Linked DNA regions of Mus musculus: regions 1, 2 and 3 are each linked to region 4. Evidence: chromatin loops called from intact Hi-C (ENCODE). Cell type or tissue: left cerebral cortex. All regions are shown on one strand.

The links. Peaks named below come from ENCODE experiments on the same cell type or tissue, not always from the same donor. Only the 100,000 strongest peaks of a DNase experiment are listed, where the experiment ranks them.
Region 1: a loop joins it to region 4, with 5 times the contacts of the local background. A loop is called at or near these places in 11 of 42 quality-filtered maps.
Region 2: a loop joins it to region 4, with 3 times the contacts of the local background. A loop is called at or near these places in 7 of 42 quality-filtered maps.
Region 3: a loop joins it to region 4, with 2.7 times the contacts of the local background. A loop is called at or near these places in 3 of 42 quality-filtered maps.

What each region holds. Positions count from the first base shown.
Region 1 is chr13:100,097,793-100,105,792 of GRCm38, forward strand. It overlaps Bdp1 (B double prime 1, subunit of RNA polymerase III transcription initiation factor IIIB), which reads right to left and starts at 6,278. Exons shown (of 39, transcript NM_001081061.1): 1 at 5,835-6,278; 2 at 1,161-1,437; 3 at 694-803. The coding sequence starts at 6,046. In left cerebral cortex, a CTCF peak has its summit at 3,455 (motif pointing left); DNase peaks (open chromatin) are centred at 2,507, 5,886 and 6,299; H3K4me3 peaks cover 2,738 bases; H3K27ac peaks cover 710 bases.
Region 2 is chr13:100,121,186-100,129,185 of GRCm38, forward strand. It overlaps Smn1 (survival motor neuron 1), which reads left to right and starts at 3,670. Exons shown (of 9, transcript NM_011420.2): 1 at 3,670-3,780; 2 at 5,402-5,473; 3 at 5,685-5,804; 4 at 6,620-6,820; 5 at 7,030-7,176. The coding sequence starts at 3,709. In left cerebral cortex, no CTCF peak of the experiment used is centred here; DNase peaks (open chromatin) are centred at 3,051, 3,313 and 3,652; H3K4me3 peaks cover 1,639 bases; H3K27ac peaks cover 532 bases.
Region 3 is chr13:100,810,674-100,818,673 of GRCm38, forward strand. Slc30a5 (solute carrier family 30 (zinc transporter), member 5) reads right to left here. Exons shown (of 16, transcript NM_022885.2): 6 at 7,453-7,540; 7 at 6,336-6,412; 8 at 3,923-4,093; 9 at 3,010-3,298; 10 at 2,625-2,833; 11 at 1,975-2,132; 12 at 633-762. Among named protein-coding and RNA genes, the nearest start is that of Slc30a5, 19 kb to the right of the region's middle. In left cerebral cortex, no CTCF peak of the experiment used is centred here; no DNase peak of the experiment used is centred here.
Region 4 is chr13:100,647,831-100,655,830 of GRCm38, forward strand. It overlaps Rad17 (RAD17 checkpoint clamp loader component), which reads right to left and starts at 3,231. Exons shown (of 17, transcript NM_001044371.2): 1 at 3,120-3,231; 2 at 1,848-1,951. The coding sequence starts at 1,889. It overlaps Ak6 (adenylate kinase 6), which reads left to right and starts at 3,513. Exons shown (of 5, transcript NM_027592.3): 1 at 3,513-3,615; 2 at 6,361-6,453. The coding sequence starts at 3,588. It overlaps Taf9 (TATA-box binding protein associated factor 9), which reads left to right and starts at 3,513. Exons shown (of 3, transcript NM_027139.5): 1 at 3,513-3,615; 2 at 6,361-6,453; 3 at 7,204-8,000. The coding sequence starts at 7,221. In left cerebral cortex, a CTCF peak has its summit at 3,154; DNase peaks (open chromatin) are centred at 3,267, 3,719 and 4,177; H3K4me3 peaks cover 2,569 bases; H3K27ac peaks cover 1,309 bases.

The DNA.
Region 1 (8,000 bases), 550 kb before region 4:
ACGGATTGATTCCCAGCACACACCAGCCAAAAACAAACAATAGGAAGAATTTTTTAGTTAAAAACTCATCAAGAACCAATAACCTGCTGGGCCCTAAATAAGAAATACTTTTCCCCCACTAACTCCTTAGTGAAGAGAGATTGGCAGCCTTGGGAAATGAAGCAAGCTAGGTGGCTCATCTCCAGACCTTCTTCAACATGGCCAAAGACCTGGCGAATGCAAAAGAGGCCTATCCTGAAGACTATGCTAAGGCCACCTACGACACCACCAAAAACAGATTTATGATGTCTGCCTTCCACCTCAGGCTAACATTAAAGAATTAAAGCTTTGTTCATGAAGCACTTGTGATCCAAACTACACCATTACCAATGAAATAGGGCATAAAAACTATATTCCTTTATATCACATTATAACACATAAGAAATAGAAATTACACTACTGCCCAATAACTAAAACAAGAAGCCTCTTTAGCTCTAGGAGATAAAGAGGGACACCATTATCATCCTAGAGAGCAGTTACTTGCATAGGCTTAGACCCAAATGTATCCATACTTATTTTGTTAGAAACTTTATCTTTAAGAGATAATACAAATGTTATAAATTATTCAACAAGCTTCTGAACATGAAACTGTACTCTAAAAGTGGCATGTCATTACATACCCAATGAAACAAAGCATAAATGAATTTTACTTACGTCATTGGATTGTTATCTGGAAGGTAATATATGAAGTCTCTCATAGTCATTTTTGAACGATCTGGTGGCCTCTGGCTTTCATTTGTAGAAAATTTGTTTTTCCATTGTTTCTATATACAGAGATTTTATAAACAGATTAACTTCAGATGCACTAAACTCAAATATACAACTGAACTATCAGAAGGCTGGACTATAGGAAGGCTGGGTCAGGAGGATGGCTTGGATTGTACATAGCAAGGCTGGGTCAGGAGGATGGCTTGGATTGTACATAGCAAGGCTGGGTCAGGAGGATGGCTTGGATTGTACATAGCAAGGCTGGTCAGGAGGATGGCTTGGATTGTACATAGGAAGGCTGGGTCAGGAGGATGGCTTGGATTGTATATAGCAAGGCTGGGTCAGGATGGCTTGAACTGTACATAGCAAGGCTGGGTCAGGAGGATGGACTGGACTACAGTTCACTCACTTACCTTCTCCTTTCTCAGTTCCTCTTTCAACATCTCCCTCAGTTTTCGGGCCTTATAGATTCGGTATCTGTCTGAACACGGCTGCTTCTCTTTAGCTGGAGTAGGGTTTGGCTGTGGTGCATCGTGATCAACTGTAGATAAGGGGCGACTCTGTGAGGGGGCACTGCCAGAAGGCTGAACAAGACTGGATGTGCTTGACACTCGCTTTCTTCTCTGTGAAGAAGCAGAGGACAATGTGCTGGACTCTGCAGCATTATTTTTGTCACCAGTCTTTTCATCACTATTGGAATTAAAAAGAAAAGAGACATCATGACTCATCTCTTTTATATATTAGTTTTAAGATAGCAAGGTCTCACTGAACAAAAAGAAAAACAAACATAAGAAACAGTAACTTTTCAGAGTTATGTTGATTATAACAGAGTTGCAATAAACATTTCTTTAAAACCTTCTCAGCTTTAAATGATAGCTCATACTTCCATTCCTAGCACTGGGGCTAAGGGAGACCGACTGCCATGAGTAACTACAACCAGCTTGAGCTACCTACTAGGTAAGACTGTCTCAAAACAAACGAACAGAGACTAGAGAGCTGGTTCTGGGCTTAGGTGCACGTCTACTTTTCAGACTTCCCAGCTCTGACATCAGGTGGCTCACAAACACCTGTAACTCTGACTCCAAAGATCTGACACTTTCTGGCTCCTGCACACATGTGGTATTCACAAACACACATGAATCCTGTTTTTAAAAGAGGTAAACAAATTATCAATACAGTATATGTAAATTCTAAGGAAAATTGTTATTCTTTTTCAAACTTAGTTCCTAAGCACAATAGAAAACATTAACAATATGCTGAATTCTTTGAAGTACCAAAAAAAACCAAAAACCCCCCAAACACAAAATTAAGTCACAGAACAAAGCTTAGTAAGCCAATTTTTAATAACTAGATAGAAAATTGGATTTTGTTTTGCTAAGTGTCTGTAACCTCAATACTCAGAAGTGGAGGCAGAAGGATTGGAAGTTCAAGACTGTCCTCAGCAACACAGTGAGTCTGAAGCTAACTTAAGCTACATGAGACCCTAGCTCAAACAAACAAAGCATCTAATCACTTTAAATCAAATATTGGCTATAGTACAGATTAGATATAAATCGCTCAGAAATGGAGCTGGAGTCATGAACTCAAGGTTAAGAGCACTGGCTGCTCTACCATAAAACTTGGGTTCAATTTCCAGTACCCAGATAGCCGCTCACAACTGTCTATAACTCTAGTTCCAGGAGATCCAAAGTCTTCTAGTTACCATGGGCACCAGGCATATGGTGCACTGACACACACAAAGGCAAAACACCCATATACATAAAACATTTAGAAAGTGTAAGAAAAAGCCCAGCACGGTGACGCACTCCTCTAGTCACAGCACTGGGGAGGCAGATACAGGACTGAGCCCAGCTGCTCTACAAAGAGAGTTCCAGAGCCACCAAAGTTACACAGTGAAACCCTGTCTCAAAATAGAAAAGGAAACAAACAGACAAGAAAAGGAAAAGAAAGAGAACAGGAATATAGCTGACTAGAGTTAACATTTATTTCTAATAATGCACTATATTGTGGTAGGATAACTTGGTTGACAACATTTTTTAACACAAGAGAGTTATTAAAAAGATCTAGGGGCTGGCAAGATGGCTCAGTGGTTAAGAGCACTGACTGCTCATCCGAAAGTCCTGAGTTCAAATCCCAGCAACCACGTGGTGGCTCACGACAACCCGTAATGAGATCTGACTCCTTCTTCTGGTGCATTTAAAGTCAGCTACAATGTACTTATGTATAATAAATCACTGGGCAGTGGTGGCGCACGCCTTTAATCCCAGCACTCGGGAGGCAGAGGCAGGGGGATTTCTGAGTTTGAGGCCAGCCTGGTCTACAGAGTGAGTTCCAAGACAGCCAAGGCTACACAGAGAAACCCTATCTTGAAAAACCAAAAATCAATCAATCAATCAATCTTTGGGCCAGAACAAGCGGGGACTGAGAGAGCGGGGTTGACCAGAGCAAGAGGGGCCAAGTGGGGTCCAGAGCAAGCAGAGCAATTCCCAACAACCACATGAAGGCTCACAACCATCTGTACAGCTACAGTGTGCTCACACATGTAAAGCAAATAAATAAATCTTTATTTTAAAAAAGTCTAGAATGAGCTGGAGAGATGACTCAGTGGTTAAGAGCACTGTTCTTCCAGAGGTCCTGAGTTCAATTCCCAGCAACCACATGGTGGCTCACAGGCATCTGTAATGAGATCTGATGCCCTCTTCTGGAGTGTCTGAAGACAGCAACAGTGTACTCATATACATAAAATTTAAAAAAAAAAAAAAACCTTAACAAAATATATAATAATAATGATCTAAAATGCTCTTTACACAAAGAAATAATAAACTTTTAAAGTGATACCATTAACATGACACATTGTAAATACATATTGAAATAACACATTGTACACATTGTACTCCATAACATGTACAATTACTTTGTATTAGTTGAAATTTAAAATGTTAAAAAGGAAGTATAGGGGCTGGAGAGATGATTCAGTGGTTAAGAGCAAGGCTGTTCTTCCAGAGGGGCCCAGGTTCAATTCCTAAAACCAGCAGAGCAGCTGTTTGTAATTCCAGTTCCAGGGTAACCAATACCCTCACACAGACATAAATATGGGAAAAACACCAATGCACATAAAATAACAACAATAATAGATAATTTTAAAAGGAAACAGAATGAATAATTTAAGTGTACTTTTATCATATTTTATTAGTTCCATATAAAAACAGAAGCTGCTTTAACATATAACATTATCTCTTTTAAACTCTCTCCTTAAAGCTGAAGATAGATAAAACTCAGGCTGACATGCTCGAGGCCCTGAGGTTCGGTCCCTAGAACTCTAGTGTAGCTCTTAGAATGTAACACATCAATCACTGGCATCTTATATGTTAAATGTATACTCCGTTGGTTTCTACAACTAGCAAAACGAATGAATGCTCTCATCAAATAAGGAACAAGGACCAGGGATGTAGTTAAGCTGGCACAGAGCCTGAATGGCACGCAGAGCCCTGGCTTTCATACTCAGCACTACATACACCAGGCATGATGGCACATATCTGTAATCTCAGCATTCAGAAGGTAAAGCAGGTGGATGAGAAACTTAAAGGTGTCTTTTCATGCATGGAGAGTTCTAGGTCAACCTGAGCTAGATGAAACTCTACCTTAAAAACAACAACAAAAAACTTGGTGGGCCTGGTGGCTCATGCTTTTAATGCCAGCACTCAGGAGGTAAGAGACTTCCAGCAAGTCAAAGCTACATAGTTAAATCTTGTCCCCCCCAAACAGACAAACTATATGTGTGTATGTATATACACATTCACACATATAGTTTATATGCATAGTATATGATGTACTCTAATTGTCAACTAAAATATTCTCAAGCATGTCTCAGGACTATGGCCTATGGGAATTTATAAAATATCAATCATTATGCCTTCCTATATAGTTAACAAAATTTTCCAAATTTGGAGCAGTGACCAATACTGGTATTTCTATTCTAAGCAGAAAATTTTCAAACAGATCCAAGTTTAAAAAAAAAAATGTTGAAATCATGGTGCATAATTGGAATGCCAAAATAACACACAGCACAAACTCTGATTAACAGAAGAAATGCTGTTACTATGCAAACATAAATTGTACCATCTCCCTGTCACTTAATGTGATTACTTACTGGCTTTTTCCTCTGTATATTATAAAACACTACAGTCACCATATTAACCCGTCACATATTTAATTTGTACCATCACCTTTCTCCACTGTTTTGTTTTTTGAGACGGGTTCTCACTATGGGGCTGACTGTCCTAAAGCAGGGTGGCCTCTGCCTCCCTATTGCTAGGACTAAAGTTGTGACACCATACTCGGTCTCATCACCTTTTTTTGAAAGTAATCAAATTTTTTTTTTTAGTAAATTTGGGGGAACTATTCTACCATGTGGCATGTAAGGCAGTTTATGTAATCCTATCTGATCTCACAATATTGTCCTAAAGGAGGTACTAACTTGACACCAGGAACAAATTTTCTCTGAGAACAACCTACTTAAACTTGCTAAGCTAAGTAGGAGCGTCCTAAATTCAAATGTGGTATTTGTCACTAAAGCCAGGCGTCTTGATTCAGGAAACGTAGTTACAATAAAGAAGTATGCACTCGAACCAAAATAAGTAACCTAAGCCTCTTCCCTTTGACTCAGGGGCAGGGCGTTTACCTAACACTCCATGAGGCCTTGGGTTCAACCGCATCACCGCGTGGAGGGAGGAAAAAAAATCAGCACTGGTGCTCTCCTTTCAAAAATAAATATCCACAAAATGAAAATCCCAAAGTGCTTTCAGTGTAAAGTACTCCAGGACAATTAATTAAATTTCCAAGTGATGGTGCGTCTACATTCTTGACTTCAAAATCCTTAAGCCTGGATTCCCATCTCTGTAAGATAAGGCAAGACACTGTCTCCTCGGGAATCTTAAGATCGTGACAGAGTCATAGTAGTCGCACCCTCAGATCACGGAATAAAACTACAACTAGAAGTGGTTTCATCCAGCTCAAATCAAAAGCTTGTTGCAGGAGAGGTGCTCCGTGGTAAAAATCCAACAGCTCAGCTTGATAGAAGACCTTACCTGCTCCCGGGAGCCTGTTCCTGGGGTTCTGCTCCCCCGGAATCCACTGCAGGCACATCTGTGGGCTCCGCTGGCTTCGGAGCTGACTCGGTGGCAGGCTCCGGAGGCCTGGGAGCCTCTGGTCCACGCTGGGGATTGGGAGCGGCGGAGCCCCTGGTCCCTACACCAGGCCTGACATTTGGCTTCACGCTAAGGCGTGCCCTGCGGAACATGGCGGAGCCAGGGGGCCGAGAGCGGCGGCTCCGCGGCCGCGCTCAGCCCAGAGCCCCGGCCGCTGCCCGCAGGCTGACACTCTCACCCTCCCACACGTCCACAACCACCAGTCCAGCGCTGGCTACCGCAGTTTTGCGCCCCCTCCGCCTCCTCCGCTCTCCCGCCACCGCCTCCTCTTCATGACCCTGCCACACTAAAAGCTAAGTTTCTCCTCCCCGCGTCCCGGCTCGCGAAAGGCGCCGGAAGCAATGCGTAATCATTCGGCGCCGACGATGACGTCAGACTCCGGGCGCCGGGAGCCATAGCAACTGCAACGCTCTGTAGCTTCGGTTACCTGTAAACCAGAGATTTTTTTTTTTTTTTTTTTTTTTGATTCGAAGACAGATATTCTTTCCTTTGTAAGACCTTGGGAGTTGTTGAAAAGAGAGAGCGGAAGCAGCTGAATCCTCCAGGTCAAACTTTTTTTTTTTTTTTTTTGGGGGGGGGGCCGTTTCGAGACAGGGTTTCTCTGTGTAGCCCTGGCTGTCCTGGAACTCACTCTGTCGACCAGGCTGGCCTCGAACTCAGAAATCTGCCTACCTCTGCCTCCCAAGTGCTGGGATTAAAAGCGTGCGCCACCCCTGCCTGCCCGGCTCAAACTTTTAATTTCTCGCCAGTGGTGCTAGGGTTTGAACCCAGGATCCCTCACAAACCCTGCATTCTCGGCATGCACACTGCCATGGAACGTCCATCCCCAACCTACTTAACTGAATCTTTTATGAACTATTAAGGAGTTTTCGAGAAGAGTCAAAGTGTGCAAGAATGCAGAGCATGGTGGTGCGTGCCTGCAATCCCAGCACTGGAGAAACCGAAATAAAGAGGTCACAAGTTCCGAGCCCTGGACTATCTGACAAGACTTACCTCAAAATTACAATAAGATAAAATAGTATGAGAGTAGTGCCTTAGCACCAGTGCATCCCCAGAGCATAGAACCTGTTTGTTTTAGGGTTTTTGAGACAGGGCCTCTTATAGCTAAGGCTGCCCTTCAACTCTTGATCCTCCTGCCTGCACGGGCTCAATGTTGAGATTACAGGTATGTATAGGCTACCATACCCTGCTAGGAAAAAAAAAAGTTTTAACTATGAGTATGGAGAGAGCGAGTTTGCGGGAGACTGAAAAGTTACAGGTAGTTATCAGACTCCTGATGCTGGTGCTGGGAACCAAAACTAGGACCTACTGGAAGAGCAGGAAATGGATCTACTGAGCCATCTGTCCAACCCCCAACCTCCGCCAAGAAATTTTTAATTGAGTAAAAAAAAAGGTTGAAATTCTGTGTGAGGAAATCGCAAAGAGAAGCCATGAAACACTTCACAGGACATCCACTATATGGGCTTTTGTACACTTTAAAATAAAAACTGTCAAAAATGATTATACTCCACATTTTGCACACGAATGTTGCAAAATTTATTGCTTCCAGAGATATCAACGGAGCAATAAATAAGACATTGTATGTTACAGAGGAGAAAATACAAAATAAATGAACAAGATCAACAAGAATATATTAAATATGATGAGATTTCAAGGGTGATGGAAGAGTCCTGCGGTACTGGCAGTAGGGCAACTTGACAAGGAAAATAGGTATCAGATTGCAAACCAGCCTCTGCTACATGAAACCTTTTCAGAAGAGAGAGAGAGAGAGAGAGAGAGAGAGAGAGAGAGAGAGAGAGAGAGAACAAACACAGGAAACCTGAAGAAGGTGGGAGTGCAGTTTAGTACTGAGCATCAAATAGATGTAGATGCTCACGACATCTCAAAATGCCAGGAGTAATAATAGCACATGCTTGTAATTTCATCACTCCAGAGGCCAAGGCTGAGACAGGGGAACTACATGAGTTTGAAAACAGCCTGTTCTAAATAGCTAGTTCCAAGCCAGCTAAAGTTACAGATCAAGACTTCATTAATAAATAAGTATTT
Region 2 (8,000 bases), 530 kb before region 4:
GTTCTTCTTGTTTCCACTTGGTTGATTTCACCCCTGAGTTTGATTATTTCCTGCCATCTACTCCTCTTGGGTGAATTTGCTTCCTTTTTTTTTCTAGAGCTTTTAGATGTGTTGTCAAGCTGCTATTATGTGCTCTCTCCCGTTTCTTCTTGGAGGCACTCAGAGCTATGAGTTTCCCTCTTAGAAATGCTTTCATTGTGTCCCATAGGTTTTGGGTACGTTGTGGCTTCATTTTCATTAAACTCTAAAAAGTCTTTAATTTCTTTCTTTATTCCTTCCTTGACCAAGGTATCATTGAGAAGAGTGTTGTTCAGTTTCCACGTGAATGTTGGCTTTCCATTATTTATGTTGTTATTGAAGATCAGTCTTAGGCCATGGTGGTCTGATAGGATACATGGGACAATTTCAATATTTTTGTATCTGTTGAGGCCTGTTTTGTGACCAATTATATGGTCAAATTTGGAGAAGGTCCCGTGAAGTGCTGAGAAGAAGGTATATCCTTTTGTTTTAGGATAAAATGTTCTGTAGATATCTGTCAGGTCCATTCGTTTCATAACTTCTGTTAGTTTCACTGTGTCCCTGTTTAGTTTCTGTTTCCACGATCTGTCCATTGATGAAAGTGGTGTGTTGAAGTCTCCCACCTTTATTGTGTCAGATGCAACGTGTGCTTTGAGCTTTACTAAAGTGTCTTTAATGAATGTGGCTGCCCTTGCATTTGGAGCGTAGATATTCAGAATTGAGAGTTCCTCTTGGAGGATTTTATCTTTGATGAGTATGAAGTGTCCCTCCTTGTCCTTTTTGATAACTTTGGGTTGGAAGTCGATTTTATCAGATATTAAAATGGCTACTCCAGCTTGTTTCTTCAGACCATTTGCTTGGAAAATTGTTTTCCAGCCTTTCACTCTGAGGTAGTGTCTGTCTTTTTCCCTGAGATGGGTTTCCTGTAAGCAGCAGAATGTTGGGTCTTGTTTGTGTAGCCAGTCTGTTAGTCTATGTCTTTTTATTGGGGAGTTGAGACCATTGATATTAAGAGATATTAAGGAAAAGTAATTGTTGCTTCCTGTTATTTTTGTTGTTAAAGTTGGTGTTCTGTTCTTGTGGCTGTCTTCTTTTAGTTTTGTTGAGGGATTATCTTCTTGTTTTTTCTAGGGCGTGGTTCCCGTCCTTGTATTGGTTTTTTTCTGTTATTATCCTTTGAAGGGCTGGATTCGTGGAGAGATAATGGGTGAATTTAGTTTTGTCGTGGAATACTTTGGTTTCTCCATCTATGGTAATTGAGAGTTTGGCTGGGTATAGTAGTCTGGGCTGGAATTTGTGTTCTCTTAGTGTCTGTATAACATCTGTCCAGGCTCTTCTGGCTTTCATTGTCTCTGGTGAAAAATCTAGTGTAATTCTGATAGGGTTGCCTTTATATGTTACTTGACCTTTTTCCCTTACTGCTTTTAGTATTCTATCTTTATTTAGTGCATTTGATGTTCTGATTATTATGTGTCGGGAGGAATTTCTTTTCTGGTCCAGTCTATTTGGAGTTCTGTAGGCTTCTTGTATGTTCATGGTCATCTCTTTCTTTAGATTTGGGAAGTTTTCTTCAATAATTTTGTTGAAGATGTTTGCTGGTCCTTTGAGTTGAAAATCTTCATTCTCATCCACTCCTATTATCCGTAGGTTTGGTCTTCTCATTGTGTCCTGGATTTCCTGGATGTTTTGAGTTAAGATCTTTTTGCATTTTCCATTTTCTTTGATTGTTGTGCCGATGTTCTCTATGGAATCTTCTGCACCTGAGATTCTCTCTTCCATCTCTTGTATTCTGTTGCTGATGCTGGCATCTATGGTTCCAGATTTCTTTCCTAGGGTTTCTATCTTCAGCGTTGCCTCACTTTGGGTTTTCTTTATTGTGTCTACTTCCCTTTTTAGGTCTAGTATGGTTTTGTTCATTTCTATCACCTGTTTGGATGTGTTTTCCGGTTTTTCTATAAGGACTTCTACCTGTTTGGTTGTGTTTTCCTGTTTTTCTTTAAGGACTTGTAACTCTTTAGCAGTGTTCTCCTGTATTTCTTTAAGTGAGTTATTAAATTCCTTCTTTATGTCCTCTACCATCATCATGTGAAATGCTTTTAAATCCAGGTCTACCTTTTCAGGTGTGTTAGGATGCCCTGGACTGGGCGAAGTGGGAGTGCTGGGTTCTGATGATGGTGAGTGGTCTTGGTTCCTGTTAGTAGGATTCTTACGTTTACCTTTCGCCATCTGGCTATCTCTGGAGTTAGTTGTTATAGTTGTCTTTGTTTAGAGATTGTTCCTCTGTTGATTTTGTTACCCTCTACTAGCAGACGTGGGAGACTAGCTCTCTCCTCTGAGTTTCAGTGGTCAGAGCAGTCTCTGCAGGCAAGCTCTCCTCTTTTAGGGAAGGTGCACAGTTATCTGGTGTTTGGACCTCCTCCTGGCTGAAGATGAAGGCCCAAAACAGGATCTTTCCCAGAAGCTGTGTTGCTTTGGCCAGGAAGGTGGCCGGTTTTCTGGAGCCGAAGATGTCACCGCCTCCTCATTTTTTTAAATTGCAGGTTTTTGTGGTTTTGAGACATTGTTTCAGTGTTCTGTTGGGTAAATATCCCCTAATTTAGCTAAGGCACTCTGCCTTTTACCAGCTCAGTAGGATGTGTTTCCCAGATACTCTGTCCATGTCCGCAGCTGGGAACATTCTCTTAACAAACGATCTACACCCACATCACTATCAGTGTGCCCCTGGTCCAATTTTATTTTGTTAAATCCTGGAACACAAGAACCCACAAATCTCACTGGGCGCTTTTGGGATGCCCTATTGTCTATGCCCTATTCCAAGATCCCCTAAATTGTAGAAAACAGTGGGTTTTGCCAGGCTGTGCCCTGCCCTGGGAGAGTCCATCATAGTTTGAGACAGGGGCTCGCTGCAAACCTCTGACTGGCCTGGAACTTCGTATGTAGACCAGGCTGGCCCCAACTCATACCTGCTTGCCTCTGGAAACTCCACCCTACAAGCAGCTTCTGACTCCATCTTGAGGGAGGTGACTGAAACCTCTGGGTACACCAGAAATAGCACCATCTGCCAGGACTTATCTAGTTTTTTGTTTGTTTTCTACAGGCTGATAGGTGGCTTATTCCTGAGTCAATCTGTAAATTTATTGGGATAAATCAAAACTATGGTGGCACATGGGATATCGAAATTCTATCAGGAAAATCAGACTCAGGAATTTACCAGATATGCCAGATGAAGGAAATGGTCGACTCCCCTTACCTCAACCTTGGGCCCATTACAAAACAGACACCTAACACTGCAAAAGGCCCGATACCAACCCATCGTCTAATAATTGGTGTGTGCATCAAGAACCAGCAAACACAGGATGCCCTTATTGTGAAGGTTCATCCCAAACTCGGGAAGCTGAGGTAGCAAAGGCCAGCCTAGGCTATATAGCGAGGCTGACTTGAAAAATGAAAAGAAAAGGGCTGGAGGGAGGAAAATAAATTGGAAGAAAACAGAGGGAAAGGTTAAAAAAAAAAAAAAGAACTAGAAGACAGGTGGAGGGGAGAAAGAGAAAAGACAGATGTGGGAGGAGTGAGTTGGAAGCGTGTAGGAGGTCTCTGGCTGCCTCCGGGCCACCGTACTCTTCCGGTCCCAGAAGCCCCATGACGGAAGTCGTCATTGAGTGAGCCCGGCAGCGTCCGTGGTAGCAGGCCATGGCGATGGGCAGTGGCGGAGCGGGCTCCGAGCAGGAAGATACGGTGCTGTTCCGGCGTGGCACCGGCCAGGTGAGGTCGCGGCTCGGCGCTAGCACTCGGAGCGCTGCCCGAGACCGAGGCGGTGCGAGCTCGGGCCACATCCGCAGGCGGCTCCTGGTGCAGCTCGGGCGCCGGCGAGGCTGTGAGCCACGCTTTGGTCCTGTGTGACTGTGAGGGGATGTGCAGGAACGGGGACAGGCTGGCTGAAGCAAGGCAACCAGATAGGAGCCATTGGAAAGCTCCAGATTTAGGTCAGGATGAAGATGTTCACAGGGACTTTAGACTAAAATGCTGGTTTTCTGGATCCAGTTTTGTAACCGGAAAGACCAAGTGTTGCAAACAACAGTTGATAAAGTTTGAGAGAGAGGGATAACTAAAGTTGCCCGGAGTAGTTGAAAGTTGCTATTGACTGCATTGCATTCAAATGTATACGACAGCAGATCCGAGGCAGGGTTGGTGGTGCACGCATAATTACATGCACAAACACTTGGGAGATGGGGGCCGGAGGGTCGGGAGTTCAAGATCCTCGGTTACAGCGTGAATTCCGGACCAGCCTAAATTACAGGGAGACTGTAGAAGTAAGATAAACACTGGTAAGTACGAGGGCAAATCAGAGCCAAGTTGGTGGACTGTGCATGTGATCAGTCCCAGCTCCTGAGGCAGGAATGTGAAGTTGAGTCTAGCCTGGGAAACAACATACTCCATCTAACGAAGTTTAAAACATTAGGACCTCGGTCGTCTTATGGTATGGCAACTGATTTCTGCTTGGGGCTTGGGGTGGGAGAAGAGAATTCTGGGCAGCTTTGGGCAGTGCTGCATTTCCTTCTTTGGGGGACAGCCCAGCAATTCCTATTCTGAATAAAGCTTTGCCCTTTGTCCTCAGGGGAGCCCTGGCGGTCTGGTTCTCTCCTTAAAACCACAAGGTTCCTGTGCTAATTTGTCATCGTGGTAACTTCTTCATGCCCAGGGTGATGGGTCATGTTTACAATCTCAGGGGTAATCTTATTGATTGCAGCTTCTTTCTTGTTGCTGTTTTGTTGTTTTGAGACAGGTCTCACAGGGTAGCCTTAGGAGACTTGGAACTCTCCATGTAAGCCAGGCTGGCATCAAACTCAAGGAGATTGCCCCGTCTCAGCCCCCCCTCCCGCCCCCATTTGAATCAGGGACACATTCCATAACCTAAATTGGCCTGGAATTCAATATGCTAGACTGGCCTGGAGCTCTTGGCAACCCTACTGTCTCCAGCTCCGGGATATTGGGATTGTAGATTATAGATATGAGCCATTTTAATTTGTAGTTCATGGTTTTGTTTTTGTTTGTTGGTGTGCTTGTTTGTTTGTTGGGATAGAGTTTTATGTTGTAGTCTATGCTGTCTGGGAACCCACTATAGCCCAGACCAGTTTTGCCTTGGCAGTCCTCTGCTTCTACTGAGTACATTGAGGCTTTCTTAGGTGCTAGGATCTCTGTGTTCGTGCGTGGTGACTTTCTAGAAATGTATCTGCCTGTAACACACACTCTGAGTGTCTGGGCTGTAGGCATTGCTGGGGGTTGATCTAGGGACTTTGAGCTACTTCCCCAGTACTTCCTATTATCTGTTTTTTATTAAGCACATCTATCTATAACTTATTTTTTATTTTTTCTCCCTCTTCAGAGTGATGATTCTGACATTTGGGATGATACAGCATTGATAAAAGCTTATGATAAAGCTGTGGCTTCCTTTAAGGTATGAAATGGTTAATCATTTTTTTCCTTATTTCCTCAGGTCATACATTTTGTAAAGAAAGAGAGAGAAGAAAAATAAACTTGAGCACATTGAGGCTTTCTTAGGTGGTGGGACCTGTTATGTTAGAAAGTAGTGACTTTTTAAAAATATATCCCTCCATGACACATAGATCTTATTTATTTATTTATTTATTTATTTACTGTTTTCATAGCATGCTCTAAAGAACGGTGACATTTGTGAAACTCCAGATAAGCCAAAAGGCACAGCCAGAAGAAAACCTGCCAAGAAGAATAAAAGCCAAAAGAAGAATGCCACAACTCCCTTGAAACAGGTGATAGATTGATTTAACCAGGGTCCTGCCCGGCCTGAGGGGCGGCATGCTGCTTCTGTTTGGAGTGTCCCAGAGCTGTGGATGAATTAGCAAACGCACACATACACACACAGGCGTGTGCGCACACACATGTGCAGGCTGGGCATTAAAACCAGAGCTCTCTGCATTCTGAGTATGTGCTGTGTAGCTGATATGCAACTCAACCCCCCCCCCCCCCCCACACACACACACAAGTTCAACAATTATAAAAATTACTAGGGTAACTCAAAACTTGTGGTAACTGGGTCTGCTATTGAAAGCAGAAGACCTGGGGGTATAGTGTACCAGCAAAGTACCTGGCTGGTTACAGGCCCAGCCTGTGTGCCTGTGTGTCCCTGACCAGACCCACATTGAGTCAGCACAAAACCCTATAGACTAGAGGTCTCATTCTCTCCTCTCTTCTTTTCTCTCTCTCTCTCTCTCTCTCTCTCTCTCTCTCTGAGTTTTTTTGTAAAGTGAATAGTTTGATGCCTCCTTCCATTCATTATTTCCAAAGGGAAAGGGTGTCTACATTTGGTGAACACTTGCTTTTCTTTGACTAAGAACACTGGATTTGTCATACACGTTTGGTCTCTTTTGTTCTTAATGACACGTTTCGGTGGTGGAATACATTATAGCCATTCATCAGGCCGGGAAAAGGAGATGCAGGTGACTAAGAACAGTGTTTATAATGAAGTGAATGGGAGGACTGGAATTACACTTGGAGAACTGGGTTATGGTTTGTTCTTTTCAGAAGAAGGAATGTTGCGTGTCCATAACTTTCTTTTCTTTTGTAGTGGAAAGTTGGTGACAAGTGTTCTGCTGTTTGGTCAGAAGACGGCTGCATTTACCCAGCTACTATTACGTCCATTGACTTTAAGAGAGAAACCTGTGTCGTGGTTTATACTGGATATGGAAACAGAGAGGAGCAAAACTTATCTGACCTACTTTCCCCGACCTGTGAAGTAGCTAATAGTACAGAACAGAACACTCAGGAGGTGAGGCCCCGAAAGATGTCCATTCCTGAAAGTGGACACTAAGTAAGGAAAAAGCATTAGAATCAGTTGTCACGTTGACGCACGAAGGCGTTGAATGACATTCTCATTCTCTCTGGTTCTCCTTTTGCTGGAACGCAAGGTCGGGGCCATAGGAATGCTTGTCGGTGCCCTGCCTTTGCATAATACAATGTTTCCTTTTCTTTTTAAAGAATGAAAGTCAAGTTTCCACAGACGACAGTGAACACTCCTCCAGATCGCTCAGAAGTAAAGCACACAGCAAGTCCAAAGCTGCTCCGTGGACCTCATTTCTTCCTCCACCACCCCCAATGCCAGGGTCAGGATTAGGACCAGGAAAGGTAAATGTTCTGTTGAGAAAAATATATATGTAGGCAGGAATGAGTGTGGGGAGCCTAACTCTTCATTGAGTAATGGATAGCTTTCCTGTGAACCAGGAGCTTCCGGGCCTGCGTCTGGAAAGAGGAAACGCACAGTGAAGTAAGAGGCTCCCTGCACTGCCATGGCTGGCTGGCATGTAACTGGTACACTTTCCTTTTTACAGACTTTTATGACACTATAGTGTGTGCATGAGGACCACACAGAGGAAGGAAAGAGCTGCTCTTATAAGCTGGCTTCTGACTTCCACACATCCTCGTTCCTCCATCTATAAATGATGGGGGATTACAGGAATGTGCCAGCCACCACACCTTGTTTATCCCAGAGCATAGTACAGGGTTAAAGTGTGAACACTTTGTATGGCTCTTTTGGTTGTAAGTAGTAGAAGTCAACTTAAGAAGAATTGTATTATAAGCTAGGTTATGGCTAGAAGAACCTTAACTAGCTTGTTGTGTTTTGTTGTTTGTTTTGTACTAAGTAGCAGTATTTTCCCTTAGAGGGCATGGTATTTAGATAATTCGTGCATGTTTGTGTGTGTGCGCGTGCATATGTGTGCTGTATGTGGGAAGGAACTAGTGCCAGTGGCAGCCAGAGGTCTACACTGAGCATCTTCCTCAATCACTCTCTACCTTATTTTCTGGGGCAGATCGTGTCAGTGAACGTGGAGCTTGCTGGTTCAGCCAGCCTGGCCTGCCAGAGCCCCAGGGATCCTGTCTCCATCTCCCCAGTGCTAGGGCTAAGAATATGTTCTGCCTTGCCTTGTTGCTATGTGGGTGCTGGGGACCCA
Region 3 (8,000 bases), 160 kb after region 4:
TTGTCGAGGCATAAATTTTAAGATCTCACTGTGTGCCTGAGCTATGAATGGTACACACTGCCCAATATGCAGTGTTTGTTCTACATACACACACTTATGATAAAGTACAAGTCAGGCCTAGGAGACTAAAAGCAAAAGTAATGGAATAGACCCACTGCAACAATGCAATGCACCAAAAAAGCCAGAGTTCTTCTGACCATCTCCAAAGTGCTGGGATTAAAGGTATGTATGCAATCACTTAAAACCTCAAATTTAGAGCTGGGTGTGGTGGCGCACGCCTTTAATCCCAGCACTTGGGAGGCAGAGGCAGGCGGATTTTTGAGTTTGAGGCCAGCCTGGTCTACAAAGTGAGTTCCAGGACAGCCAGGGCTACACAGAGAAAGAAACTCTATCTCAAAAAAACCAAAAAACCAAAAACCTCAAATTTATTTAAAGGATTTTTCATTTAATAGACCATGATAAACTAGTTACCAAAACCACAGAAAGTGAAACAGTACATAAAGGAGACAGTGCACTAAGAATGAAGTTATGCTGATCTAAACAAAATTTAAACTATACTATATGGTAACTAGCTAACCTTGGTAAGGAAAAGCCGTCCAAGTGGAAGCTTAAACAGGAGAAGGAAGACTTACTGTCAGCATGTTTGTGTCTAGTTCCGGAGGATCGATCAGTCTAGCCACTGATTCCATAAACACAAAAAATGCTATCACGATCAGAAAAAGCCCATTAATAAAGCCAGAGAGAATCTCTATTCGGCCATACCTAAAAACACATAATATTTTTTAGAAAAGAAATGACAAATATTTTAAAAATATAAACATTATAAGCTTATAATAAAAAGTGAGGAAACAAGCCCAGCTTTTTATACTAATACTGTAAAATTATCAAAATTTAAAATACGAATAATAGTAATATTAAAAATAGTATTAAACATTGTAAAATTTTATATATACAAAATCCTTCTTTATGCCCTACTTACAAAGAGCCTTATCTAACTTTTTAGCAACTGTTTCTCTCTAAACCTCTAATATGTACTGTATCTTTCAGGGCACACAGATTCTGTCTGTACCAAAACTATTTGTATATTTGGTTCATTCAGTTTTCAAAATATAAACAATTAGGTCTGGAGAGACGGGCCAGAAGTTATGAGCAATTGTTGTTTTGCACCTAGGGACTCAAGGATCTGACGGCCTCTTCTGGCCTCTGTGGGTACTTGGCATGCATATGGTACACACGCACACACACACACACACACACACACACACACACATGCACGCACGCACACACACGCACACACACACACAGTGCAGCCAAACACTCAACATACAAAACAAAACAGAAGCCACACAAGATTTCCAAAATATAAACAATCAATTATGGGTGGATTTATTAGAGTACGTCTTACTACAGTTATTATAACATTTATTGAATTACTGACAATAATGGAGGATATTTTCATATATACTCACTTCAAATTTTGAATACTTTTAACAAGGATAATAGCTATGGATATTTCATGGCCCCAAAGAAACATGGTGAACAAAAATGCACACATCTTTGGTGGTATTTTTTTCTTTTTGCCTCTTAACAGATGTGTTAGGAAGAATAATCCTGAGCTATTGCCATTTAGTATTAATCAAATGTGTAGCTTCAATTCCCTATCAAGTGAAGATTTGAAATTATCTGTATTGGAAGTAATACAATTCTGTTTCTGAAGATGGACTCTGCACTGTAATAAAGAAACAGTGCCCTGGGCTGGTGAGATGGCTCAGTGGGTTAGAGCACCCGACTGCTCTTCTGAAGGTCCAGAGTTCAAATCCCAGCAACCACATGGTGGCTCACAACTATCCGTAATGAGATCTGACTCCCTCTTCTGGAGTGTCTGAAGACAGCTACAATGTACGTACATATAATAAATAAATACATCTTTGAAAAAAAAAAAAAGAAAGAAACAGTGCCCTGATAGCAACCTACCCATAGGAGAAAATCCGGGTGGCTTTCCAGCGGCTCATCAGGGCAGCAAACAGTCCCATGACCAAAGCCGAGCAGTCAAAGAGCATGTGAAATCCATCTGAGATCAGGCCTAGACTGTTGGTTAGCACGCCATAGAACAACTCCACAAAGGTAAAAAGCTGAAAAGAGGGTTAATAGATTATGGGAGGAGCACATCACTGCAGAGAATTATTAGATTTTAATCATAACAATTTAACCTCTACCCAAACCTTCTTTGAAGATGTGCTTAAAACTTTAATGCTGGAAACTGTATTTCATATAGATTATAAGTAAGCAAGCTAGCCAGATTTAGGCATTTTACAAACTAAAAGGCAGTTGTTTGATTTGTATGTCTGTCGAAATCAACAGAAGAGGCTCTAAAATGTCAGCATCAGTGGTATATCCTGACATCCTATTACGAGGCAGCTCTGCCTCTTACAAGCTACTACTGATTTAACACAGAATTTCTACAATACTGCAAAGATTGTTTGCCTTGTTTGAATAGGATCATTGTTACCAACTAGAGAAAAATGTAAACTCAGCAGAAACTTGTAAAGTACTAAAATTACACATCCTCTCAAAATAAAAACACCGTGCTTTAAAAATATAGCACTGCTATTTAACAATCTTACCAGATTCAAGCACAAGAAGTAAAAGATCTGCCTAGAGTCGCTCTCCTCGAGAACCTGCTTTAGTGAGTCCTTAATGAACCTAGGCACCGACTGAGAGCTGTGCTGAAAAGCGTCCCCCATGAAGTGATAGAGTGGTGTTCCTTCAGGAGAATATCCAATAAGGGTACCTTTCTGTCCTCTCTTAGAGGGAGATGATAGAATGTTGGCCGCTACAAAGAGAAAAAAGAGAATGGTATGCATGTTTTGAATGTTTAAGCCACCAACACGGTCACTTTCTAAATTGAGTACTAAATTGTAAGTGCTCAACAATTTCTAAACTGAAGGCTTAAACATCAGAAACCATAAAAGTAGATTAATGAAAATAAAAATTTGGGCAAATGCTTACACAAAATGAAGAACACAGCGCTCACTACCACTCCTCCAGACAGGACGTGCTCTGTGCTCTCCTGGTGTGCTGCTCTGTTCATAGCCCGGAGTTGGTCTGTTATTGGGTGTGTCCAGAAATTTCCAAACAGGAGGGCACTAATAAAAATGGGAAAGGACCCATAGCGGGCACATTTGGACACGTCCATTTTGACTGAACAAACAGAATCCATATAGAAATCCAGGATCATGACAAAAAAGATGACTGTGGTGAAAGGCATGATGAGAGAGAACCAAGACTCAACCTTACTCTAGAAGAGAAAAACACAAACACCACAACCCACAGTCAGTGTTCTACAGAGACAAAGCTCATCAGCGTATACACAAACAGAAATACTCAGGCTCAGTATGAGTCACAAAATGCCAGCATGTAAGAGTCACAAAATAGTGGTACATTTTCCCAGGGTTCTCCAGGGTATTAACAACAAACCCCCACTGTTGCTGAATTTTATAAATAATAAGTAGCCAAAATCTCTGAGTTTAAGATTAACTGAGTTTTCTTCACAGGTGCCTTTGGATCATAAGAATGTAAATTATATGCAAATATAAGAGTATTTGACTTACACTTTTATAAACAATTAAAATTAACTCCAATGGGGGGGGGGACTAAAGAAAAAGCAAGGATAATTTAAGCCATTGTCAGTCTTAGATTAAAAAAATTTGGAACTAAGCCAAGTGGTGGTGGCAGCACTTGCCTTTAGTCCCAGCACCTGGGAGGCAGAGGTTGGGGCCGCCCTGGTCTATGGAGCAAATTACAGGACAGCCAAGGCCACACAGAGAAAACCTGTCCCATAAAGCCTGAAAAAAATGTCTGAATTGAAATTTCTTTCCAATAGTAACTCACTTTACTTGTTACCAGTAACTCTCAGCCTTACCTCAGTCGTCACAGAAAGAACAATCACCCATGGGCACAGGAGAAACACAGAAACAAGCTGAGATAAGGCCTGAAGGCGCTTAGCTCCACCAACATCTATAGAGAGCTTTCTGGAAGCCGTATGAAAACCAACTTTACAACATAAAGCCAGCACCAGCAAGAGTACTCCACCCTATGAGTGAAACGACAAAAGTCTCATTAAAACCACACATACTGTCTGTCATACTCATCTCCCTACAGATTTACGTTATTTAAAATTTTGAGACGAGCCTCACTATGCAGCCACAGCTGGCTTAGAACTTGCTGTGAAGCCCAGGGTGACCTCAAACTCAGAGATCTGTCTGCCTTTCTTTGTTTCCTAATATGGAGGACTGAACCAAGGACCCTGTACATGTTAGGCAGGCACTCTACCCACTGATCTACATTCCTTGCACTGTGTTATGTGTGTGTGTATAAAATGAGTCTTTGCACGTGTGTGCACAAGCGTAAGTGCACACACCGGAGGGCAGAAGAGGCCAGAGACCTCCTGTAACTGGAGTTACCGATGGTTTTCAGGTGCTGGGAACAGGTCCTTTTTGTAAGACCAGTAAGCACTCTTAACCACTGAGCCATAGCTTCAGCCGCCATTGTTCAATTCTTGAATATATATCTGAAGCAATGGAACTATTTCCCCAGCCCCTTCCCATACCCTCAATTATTTAATTATGTAAATGACAGGCAGTGTTTTGTATTTAGTAGTAACCTTAGCATCGTAACTTTATAGTGCTAAGGATCTGTGCTGGTTTGCCCAGGACAGGAAACACTCCTATCACTGAGCTATGCACTCTGTACTTGGTAGGGCTGAGAAACAATTATGCTCTGATAAATTTTCATGTTTTAAAAGTGTCATGTGAACTGGGCGTGGTGGCACACACCTTTAATCGTAGCACTTGGAAGGCAGAGGCAGGCAGATTTCTGAGTTTGAGGCCAGCCTGGTCTACAAAGTGAGTTCCAGGACAGCCAGGGCTGCACAGAGAAACCCTGTCTCGAAAAACAAAAAAAAAAAAAAAAAAGTGTTATGTGTACAATGTTTTGTCTACATGTATGTCTGTACACCACCTGCATGCCTGGTGCACTGGTTCCCCTGGGACTAGAGTTACAGATGGTTGTGAGCTGCCATGTGGGTGCAGGGGATCAAACAAGTCCTGTGGAGAACAGCAAAAGCTCTTAACGGCTGAGCCATCTCTTCAGCCCTGAGATAAGTTAGTTTAAATATAGTTTTTGGACAGTATTGATGATGTAGCCCAGGCTGGCCTGGAATTAGAGATCCTCTTGTCTCCTCAGTGCTAGGAGTAACAGCATGTGTTAGGTATAAATGAAATTTAAGAATTATAGACTCCACTGTGATGCAGGTTTAGAGGTAAAGGTAGGAGGGTCATCTCTGGCTACGCATCAGGTTCTCGACAGCCTGGGCTACACAAGGTCCTGTCCCCTGCCGCAGACCCTATGCCTGAGTAGAAAAGAGTCTCTAGAGTAGATGGGCAAGATTAGGATGGCGTGACAGACAGCCAAACACGCGAGAATGGTGTTGGATCTGAATGTAATTTTCCAGTCGAGCATCAGACTTTTATAATACAGAATAAATTGCAGAACAAGGCACATTGAATTTTTCTAGGTGCAAAAGGAGTGACTTCAAAAGGAACCAGATAAATGTATAACACTAGAGATTAGCACAGATGCAAGGGGAGTGACTACAAAGGGAATTTGTAGGGACCAGATAAATGTTTACATTAGAGATTAGCACTTTCTGCCAGGCAAGAGTTTTACACAAAGAGTTAAAAGCCTCAGGGTAGTTAACTCTTGATACGCCTCAAGGCTAATGTAGTGTCACTGACCCCAAAATTCTCTAGGCCTTGTTAATTCTTATCTATATCTGGAGACTGCCCATTTTCAGTATAGTATACTAATTTGCTCTTGGCATGGAATGTAGTCTCTAATACAAATTTCTATTTCAGTGAGAATATTAGACTCTATTTTCAGACACTAAATTAATGGCTAGTGCTTTATTAGCTACTGAATGGGTTAAGCTCCTTGCTGCTATCTGGAGTCTAAGAACACTGGGAAAAGGCTTTAGCTATGTTAGAATACAATCTTAGAAGGCATTTACTATAAGGTAATGCTTAATAGAGTGCACGTGAATCTATACACTAGACTAATGCGGGAATGGAAAAATTAATTTTATGGTTTATATAGATTAGGGAGAAAATGCCAGGCCCCCGGGAAGGGAGTTTCCTTGAAACCCTTTGCTTCATGAACCAGCTTCCCAGCTTTCGCTTTGTCAAGCTGACTCCACCAGAGTGCCGTGACAGTCCCCCACTCTCCCAAGTTATAGCTGCTGTGACCTTCCAATCACATTTGCAACAAAACGAACGTACCTTGTGATCTGCCACCCCTAAAAAGGCAATGGCTGTATAGAGCATGTGAGTTAGAGCACTATCATGATGTCCTTCCGCTGAGGAAACTCGAGTAAAGGAGAATACTCCAAATCCCAACCCCCAAAGCGCAAGTCCCATGTAAATTCTAGCTACTTTGTTTCTAGCTACAAACTAGTCTGGGTATGGCAAATTCAACTATCCTTAGTAGCATATTACTCTTGAAATCAAAACAATTTAATTCTAAAAATATAATTTATAAATTGGAATGGTCTATAGTTCTTTCATTTTTTTGTCCTTTTCCTCCTGTTGGCTTTTGAGCCAGAGCCTTAAAACACAGCCAAAAAGACTCTTGAACACTAGCCGGCCTGGCTTCTATGAGTACTGTTGCCTCCACCTATGACAGAACTTGAGGCGGTGAAAACATTTGGTTCTTAGCCTACAAGATACACGTGCAGGCACAGCATCTCCTTGGTCTACTCATGTCCCACAGAACCTAGGCTGCATCTTCAGTCTTGAACTTGCCGTCTTTACAGAGCAGGACCACACAGGCCCCAGCAAATTGAACAGCCATCAGGAGGGTGTGTCCAGAGTTACATGGATCAGAAGCAACCTGGAGCTCATCTCAGTATAACAAAGTAAACTTATAATATACAGTAAACTGCTATCAGCTTACTAATAAACTTCAGGATACTAAGTATCAGTATCAGAAGGAAACTGGTCCTGTGAGGACCGCAGAACAGACTAAGGTGCACGACTGGGAAAATCAGGGAGGTCACAGAGTAGAGTACAAATACTTGACTACAAGTTGGGTTCATGGGGTTAGCCCAAGCTGGCAAGAGTACTTAGGTAAAAACCAGGACAAGGGATTTAAACGTTTTGTTGTCTTCTAGCATCAGGACATTGTAAAATATGAGCACTGTAGAGAACAATGAGTATATTCTAAATATTCAACTTGGAGTGAATTTACTCTTTACTTGAATCATGATTAAGTATGTTAACATGAATCTATGGAAGTGACACTTGTGTCTGTTGAGTTAAATTTCTTTCCACCATTTCTCACTCAGCTTCTATTTTTCTCCTACACTTTAGGGAACTCCAGTGTGGTGCAAAAGGATACGGTGTTCAGCCATCTTTGCCATGAGATCATCATTGTCGAAAAGCAGTAAGCAGATCACAGCAATAATGAAAAAAGCAGCCCCTCTTGTCTGGAAGAGAAGAGAGAAACGATGTTTTGCTCTGTAATTGTAACAGTTAAGTCCTAGCATGATAATACACAAATGCCAGGAAAATGGTTTTCCCTTTTCTTTTTGAACAGGATCTCATTAGGTAGCCCAGGCTGGCCTTGCATTGACAATCCAGAGTGCTAGGAGTACAGGCATGTTACCACCAAGCATGGCTTGAGAGGAACATAAAAACAAAACAAAACAAAACAAAAACCCCAAAACAAACAAAAAAATCCAAAAAACCCCATATCGATATTAAATGAAAAATGACAGCTAACATTATCATGTTTATATAGGTTTATAGTATAACAAATAGGAAGCCACAGAGATAAATTCTTCAGATTATTTTAAGAGCAGTTAAGACATACAATGTTAGCAATGTACTTCCTTCTAAATGTGAGCAGGCATAGTAATATCAACAAAGCATTAGGGGCTACAGAGA
Region 4 (8,000 bases):
TACTAGAAGAGCTAGGGCTACAGAGAAACCCTGTCTCAAAAAAAAAAAAAAAAACAAAATGAATAAATAAAAATAAAAACCTTCATAAATGCATATAAAAATGTCAAATCAAGCAATTTTAACCTAAAATAACAGTACTAAAAAGGTTTTAAGATAATGAAATTTTCTAAATGTCTAGGCATGGCAGCACTAACTTCTAACTCCAGCATTTGAGAGGAGAGCAGCAGGTTTGAAAATACACTGGCCCACATGAGAACCTGACTCAAAAACTTAAAATCAAACAAACAAAAGTTTAAAAATGGATTTTTTTTAATGTGCACTGTGTTTCGCCTGCAATGTATATCTGCACGAGATGTGTCAGACCCACTGGAACTGGACTTACAGTTATAAGTTGCCATGTGGGTCTAGGAATTGAACCTTGGTCCTCTGGAAGAGCTCTTAACTGCTGAGCAATCTCTCCAGCACCCTAAGAGTGGATTTTAATACTCTATTACGTTAGAAAAATCTAACATATCACGTGGTTTTCGAAATTTCCTGCCTAACTAATGGGGAAACAAGAATACACTCTCTTAAAGGATCCTCTGCTTCCGTTAGCAACATGGTTTAGCAATAGAATGCTCATCTGACGTCGCTACGCCCTGGCTTCAGTCTCGATGTCTGAGATGGAAGAGGAGGGAGATCAGAAAAGGAGGGAACTTATAGTTGTGAACTCCTTGTTAGATAATATTCCTCTCACAGACAGACTCCAAAACTGAAATTGAGAATAAGGCTTATGGGAAGAAATGTGGACTGATAACTATTTTATCAATCTAATCCACACGTCACCCTTTGGTCAAAGGGTCAAAAATATTATCAGAAGTAGAAGAAAGAAGATGTACAGAAAGAAAAAAATGTTGTCATAGCCACCTGACTCATTTCTTCTATGTCAAAGGATTGACAATGATACTATAATCATTTTCTTCCTGCTATATTTAAAAGTGCATGAAAATAGTTTTATACTAAACCTTCTGAAGACAATATTGATTTGTATGTTATTTATACACGTTGTACTTTTATTTCTTACTTCCATCTACCGTGAGAAAGAAAAACAGCAAAGTTATATAATTTACTTGAAATCAGAAAAAAAGGGCTGGTGAGATGGCTCAGTGGGTTAGAGCACCCGACTGCTCTTCCAGAGGTCCGGAGTTCAAATCCCAGCAACCACATGGTGGCTCACAACCATCTGTAACAAGCTCTGATGCCCTCTTCTGGGGTATCTGAAGACAGCTACAGTGTACTTACATATAATAAATAAATAAATCTTTAAAAAAAAAAAAAAAAGAAATCAGAAAAAAAATTAGAGTTCCCTTAGGGAAACGGCTCCCAGTTCTCTTGCATGAGTCTACACTTCCTCACAATTCCTATCTTGCTGAAAAAGGACACACTGACTGAACATCAGGTAGAGCCTGTGGTTAAGCTAGCCAACAACCACATATGTATCTCTTAAGAGTAACTGGAATTACAAATGCTTTTTCAAAACTGGGCGTAGTGGTTCAAGCCCTTAATCCCAGCACTCAGAAGACAGAGGCCAGCCAGATCTAAAATTGAGTTCCAAGATATCCAAGTCTACAAAAAGAAACTGTTTTGAAAAAGTAAAAGAGAGAAGAAAAGAAAATTAAAGAAAAGAAAAAAAGGAGGCTTTTCATAATTATGGTTATAGTTGTTTTGCAGCTTACCAGACTTCAGATCACTGATTGTAACAGACACTGGACTATCACTACTTTGACAGGCATAAAGCACTGAGAACAAACAAACTTTTCTCATTTTCTTTAGGCAATCACCACATGACCATTTTATGTATATCATACCTTTGTGGAAGACACCTTTGGTCTAAGGAAAGTTTCTGACATTATAAACTTTAACAGTTCCCATCAGTAGCATACAATTTAGAGTATGTTGAAGTATAATTCACCTTGGGGAAAAAAGAAAAACAGCTCAAATTATTTAAAAAAAAACTGTAAATACAGGATTAATACCAAAATACATAATCAACCAAGAAATAAGGGCTCAAATAAAGATGTTAAAATCTTAAAGTAAATTTTAAATGATTACAATTTAATCAGATAATCTATCTATGATGGTATAATATAAATAAAAGCTGTTCATAAAAACTCAATGATGGGGCTGGAGAGATGGCTCAGCGGTTAAGAACACTCACTGACTGCTCTTCCGAAGGTTCTGAGTTCAAATCCCAGCAACCACATGGTGGCTCACAACCATCTGTAACAAGATCTGACACCCTCTTCTGGAGTGTCTAAAGACAGCTACAGTGTACTTACATATAATAAATAAATAAATCTTAAAAAAAAAAACTCAACGATGAATGAAACAGAAAAACCATATATTTGTGCACTTACCTTTTATTATAAAGAAAAACTAATCCCATATAAACATTTTTATTTTTATGCTGAAAATTGTATTTCATGTCATGCTACCAAGTACTGTGGATTTACAATTTAAGGGGGAAAAAATGAAATGAGACTCATTAGTCACTTTGGATAAATGTATATATTGGAAGGTGCACCCATCTATTTTAGAGTTGTAGGTACACACAAGCCCACACGCTGAAAACTTTGGCACCCAATAAAACAAATCATCTTCTCCTATCTAATTTAGGATTATGGCCTGACCTTTCAAAGGGACACAAAAACGTCTGCTTAAGAAATTATAGTTGTCGAAATGAAAGATGCTCAATGATCAGGGCTCTTTGAAAACAAGACTGACAGTCACCTCCTTCGATAAACAAACAACCGTCTCTGATGATATCAGGCTCGGGAAACGCGCCGGAGATAACGAGAACTTCAACACTACCCCTAGCCTATCCACCTCCACCTCACACACTGCACAGGGGACAGGGACACAAAGCTCACACGTCAGTCCTTAGGTGTTTCTGCAATCACCAGTGAGCGGAGCTGACACCTCGCACCATGGCTCCAGGCCAGGGCTCCTCACCTACATCCTACACCAGTCCAGACTGGAGGGCGGGCCGGGAAGGACACAGCCCAGGTATGCGTGAAGACACAGCTGACCTCACGCCTCTGGGATATTAATAAATCAAGCGGAAGCCGCGGCGTCCTTACTTTCCGGGAGCTGCGTCCCCTCGCGGGCGGAAAAAAGCGGAGAACCGGGGCTGTACTTCGCCACCCAGCCCTCCCGGCTCAGCCGCAGGCTGTTGGAGGGCCCGCCTCCTGGGGACCTTCCTCACGGACGGCGCTTCCGCGACGCAGCCAGAGGGGAGGGGCCGGCAAGCGAGCAAGGGACGTAGGCGTCCAGCGCACTGCCTGACCCGAAACGCAGGCGGGTCTCGGGGCCCGGCTTCCCACCATTAGATGGAAGCGTAGGACCCGAGGCCAGCGGAGTTCCTGGTGCGTGCCGAGGTAGGGTCTGAGTGCGTGCGAGCCCGGCGGAGGGCCTCGAGGGAACCTAGCCGCGTACAGGCGCACGAGACCGCCCCTCCGCACGCACGCCCGCCCTTTCCGGTTCCTCCCTGGCAAGCGCGTCGGGGCGGGCGCGTGAGCGGAGGCTTTGGCTGCAGGGGAAGGAGGACTATGAAGCTTCCGAATATCCTGCTCACCGGTTAGGGCGCGCAACGGGGTCGGGTCGGGCCGGGCCGGGGTTTGCCGAGGGCTGTGAGGTCCCGGGGGCGCTCCGCAGGCCGCGCGGCGTGCCGTGTCGGCTGGCGCGTCAGGACCCGGCGCTCGCGACCGTTGGGGTGGGGGGCGGGGGAAGCGGCGGAGGCGGCGGTTCGGTTGGTCAGACGCCGCGCCGAGGAGAGGGAGAGCGGCAGGCCGGCTCCTGCTCTCCCGCTGCCCCGTCGCTCCGCCGGACGCTTGGCCTTTGTCAATCTGGTATCTTTGCCTGGAGAACGGGCTGCTGAGCCTTTGTCGCGGTCGGGCTTGGGGTTTTTAAAAATCGAGGTGCGGTGAGGCAGTTTTTAGCCGTTAGGAGATGTGGTGATGGTGGGTACCCCAGTCTTTGGGCCTTCTTGGTCGTCACCTTCTTATTTTATTTTTTATTTTTAGATACCCCTTTGCTTTTGAGAAACACTTCCCGAAAGGTTTCTGTAGATGATTTTTGGGATGCTTGTGAAGAGACGTGACTAATGAACTGTTACTTTGTTCGGTTCGCGCCACGGGCTTTGTTGTTGTTTCAGTGTTAAGGTTTCTGAGCGTTTGTGGTGATCTGGAGCTGATCGTGGGTGGGACGTTTCGGAGCTTTAATAAGAAAGGTTAAGTTGTAGCGTTTAGTAGCGTCATAGGCCAGTTGTACAAAGATGGGATGGATATAGATAAAGATGCCATCACTTTACTGAAAAAAGTTCAGCTGCTGTTTTGTCAGGTAACGAATCAGGTGAGGTTGTTGTCTGTCTTAGCTCTGCAGGCTTTAGCTTTGAGATTCCTTAGGAACATTTTACAATATCTGATTTGCATGGCCAGACAGTTTCTTGGGGCTTTCAGATTCTGAAGCCAGTAGGCTGCAGAGAATGCTGTAGATCAGTTGGTAGACTACTCACTAGTAGGCAGGAAGCCCTGGAATCAGGTCCCCAGAACAACATAGACTAGATGGGGTGGCATATGTCTGTTATTCCAATACTAGGGAGGATGAGAAGTCAAAGGCCAACCTAGAACCGTGCCGGTTGGCGGGAGGGGGGAAAGCAGTGGGGAGGGACGGACAAGAGTTACATCATAAGAACTCTGTAGATCTGAATGGGAGTGTTGAATACAGAAAGGGTTCACGAGCGCTGAGTAAGAGTTGGGATTGATGTGTTCTTACAGTGGAAGTATATTTTTTTTGACTATAGAGACATGATTTTTCAGGATTTCTTACAATGTTCAAGTTGACATAAGTTTGAACATTATGCATTTGATTGTCTTAAGGGTATTAGCTATAAGCAGGGCAGTGGTGGCACAAGCCTTTAATCCCAGCACTTGGGAGGCAGAGGCAGGCGGATTTCTGAGTTCGAGGCCAGCCTGGTCTACAGAGTGAGTTCCAGGACAGTCAGGGCTACACAGAGAAACCCTGTCTCGAAAAAAAACAAAAACAGGGGGAAGTGGAGGGTATTAGCTGTAAAAGGAGAAAAGCAAACTATGTATAGTGTCATTTATAAGGGTATCTATGCTGTGTGGATATATACAGTGTGTATGTATACACTTACTTAAATACACACCAAGTATCCCTTAGATACACACAAACACATAGAAAGTTAAGTAAGAAACTGGTTTAAAGTAGCTCCCTCTGGGGAAGGTATTTCTGTTAGGGGAAATGGTAGTAATGGTATTGCTCATACTAAACTTTTTTTCCATTGAATTTTTTTTTTTAAGATTTATTTATTATATGTAAGTACACTGTAGCTGTCTTCAGACACCCCAGAAGAGGGCATCAGATCTTATTAAGGATGGTTGTGAGCCACCATGTGGTTGCTGGGATTTGAACTCACGACCTTTGGAAGAGCAGTTGGTGCTCTCAACTGCTGAGCCATCTCTCCAGCCCCATTGAATGTTTTTTTGGGGGGTGGGGGTTTGTTTGGTTTTTTTGTTTGTTTGTTTGTTTTGGTTTTGGTTTGGTTTGGTTTTGGTTTTTCGAGACAGGGTTTCTCTGTGTAGCCCTGGCTGTCCTGGAACTCACTCTGTAGACCAGGATGGCCTCGAACTCAGAAATCCACCTGCCTCTGCCTCCCCAGTGCTGGGATTAAAGGCGTGCGCCACCATGCCCGGCCCATTGAATGTTTTTTAAGCTTTTTATTAACGCAATAAGTGATAATAGTGTATTTGAGGTGCCTAATTTTTTTGTTTTGTTTTTTTGTTTGTTTGTTTTTTTAAGACCGGGTTTCTCTGTATAGCTCAAGCTGTCTTGGAACTTACTTTGTAGACCAGGCTGGCCTTGAACTCAGAAATCCGCCTGCCTCTGCCTCCCGAGTGCTGTGATTAAAGGCATGGGCCACCACGCCCGGCAAGGTGTCTAATTTTATGCTGGGAATTTTGTTGTTGGCAGGCAGAATTGGCATCAAAATTGCTGCAGTCCTATCCCTGGAGATTAGGATATAGACACTAGTAGACAGTAATTTCTGGAGAATTTTTTGGTTGGTTGGTTTGGTTTGGTTTTGAGATAGGGCTTTCCTATGTGGCCCTGGCTGTCCTGACACTGTGTAGCCTAGTCTGGTCTTGAAGCCCCAGAGACTCTCACCTGCCTCTGCCCCAAGTGCTGGGATTAAAGACGTACACCACCATACCAGGCTTTATATCAGTTAAGAACCTTAAGGGCAGAAGATGGCTGACAAATAAGTAGTATTTGAACAGTATTTTTCTGTGTCTAATCTTACAGGTACACCAGGGGTTGGAAAAACCACACTAGGCAAAGAACTTGCATCAAGATCAGGCCTGAAGTACGTTAACGTGGGAGATCTAGCTCGAGAAGGTAAGGGTCACTTTGATGTTGCGTTTTTGTTTTTAAGTCAGGTAATAGAGTGTTAGTCCTGCTAAGTGTTGCTAGAGGTCCAGAAAGCAGAAGGATCCTGGTAGTAAGCAGTTCTGTTGTGCTAGGGACCTGAGAAAGAAAAAGTGTCACATGTATAGCAGATAGTAGCATCACATGGTTATTTTGGACATTTTCCCTTCCCTAACCCAAAATAACTAGAATTGTTGCAAAGAGTAATAATTAGGAGAGTTTCTGTTAGGAGACTCGATAGATAAGATCTGAATATGAAGAAGAGGGAAAATGCTGTGTTCAGCAGACACAAAGGTTTGAGTGATTTTAAATGACTATACGAGACATACTGATCTCTCAGGAAGGACAGGTTACTGTGAACTCAAACCATTAGAACATGACTATGTTATTTTTTAAAAATCATTTTGACAGTTGCATGCCCAGACTCATTGCATATAAAGTGTGGTAGTTTTACTTATTTTATCCTGTTTTCCCCTAATCTTTTATTATTTAACTTATTTGTGTCATCCTTTTTATAGTCTACATTCAGAGAAGGAATTTAGTATTTAACCAAAGGGAGGTTTAAATATGCTTAATTAGAAAAAAAGGTTGATGTTTTGTATTTTAAATATATTTTTTAAAGTTTTAAAACATTTGAAAATTTTAAATTCCTAGCAGTTGCTACTGAAGTAACTATTTCGGTTTGATCTAATTTCCATATTTTTTTTAAATGACCTAAAGTCTGATCAGCGGATATCATGGAGTCTGGCAAGATGGCGTCTCCCAAGAGCATGCCGAAAGATGCACAGATGATGGCACAAATCCTGAAGGATATGGGGATTACAGAATATGAGCCAAGAGTTATAAATCAGATGCTGGAGTTTGCCTTCCGATATGTGACAACAATTCTAGATGATGCTAAAATTTATTCCAGCCATGCTAAGAAAGCTACTGTTGATGCAGATGACGTACGACTGGCAATCCAGTGCCGTGCTGACCAGTCTTTCACTTCTCCACCCCCGAGAGATTTCTTATTAGATATTGCACGACAAAGAAATCAAACCCCTTTGCCACTGATCAAGCCATATTCAGGTCCTAGATTGCCACCTGATAGGTATTGCTTAACTGCCCCAAACTATAGGCTTAAGTCTTTACAGAAAAAGGCACCTGCTCCTGCAGGAAGAATAACAGTTCCAAGGTTAAGTGTTGGTTCAGTTTCTAGTAGACCAAGTACTCCCACCCTAGGTACACCGACTCCACAAACCATGTCTGTTTCAACTAAAGTAGGCACCCCAATGTCCCTCACAGGACAGAGGTTTACAGTACAGATGCCTGCTTCTCAGTCCCCTGCTGTAAAAGCTTCTATACCTGCAACATCAACAGTTCAGAATGTTCTTATTAATCCATCGTTAATTGGGTCCAAAAACATTCTTATTACTACTAATATGGTATCACAGAATACAGCCGAGTCAGCAAATGCACTGAAACGGAAACGTGAAGACGATGATGATGACGATGATGACGATGATGATGATGAC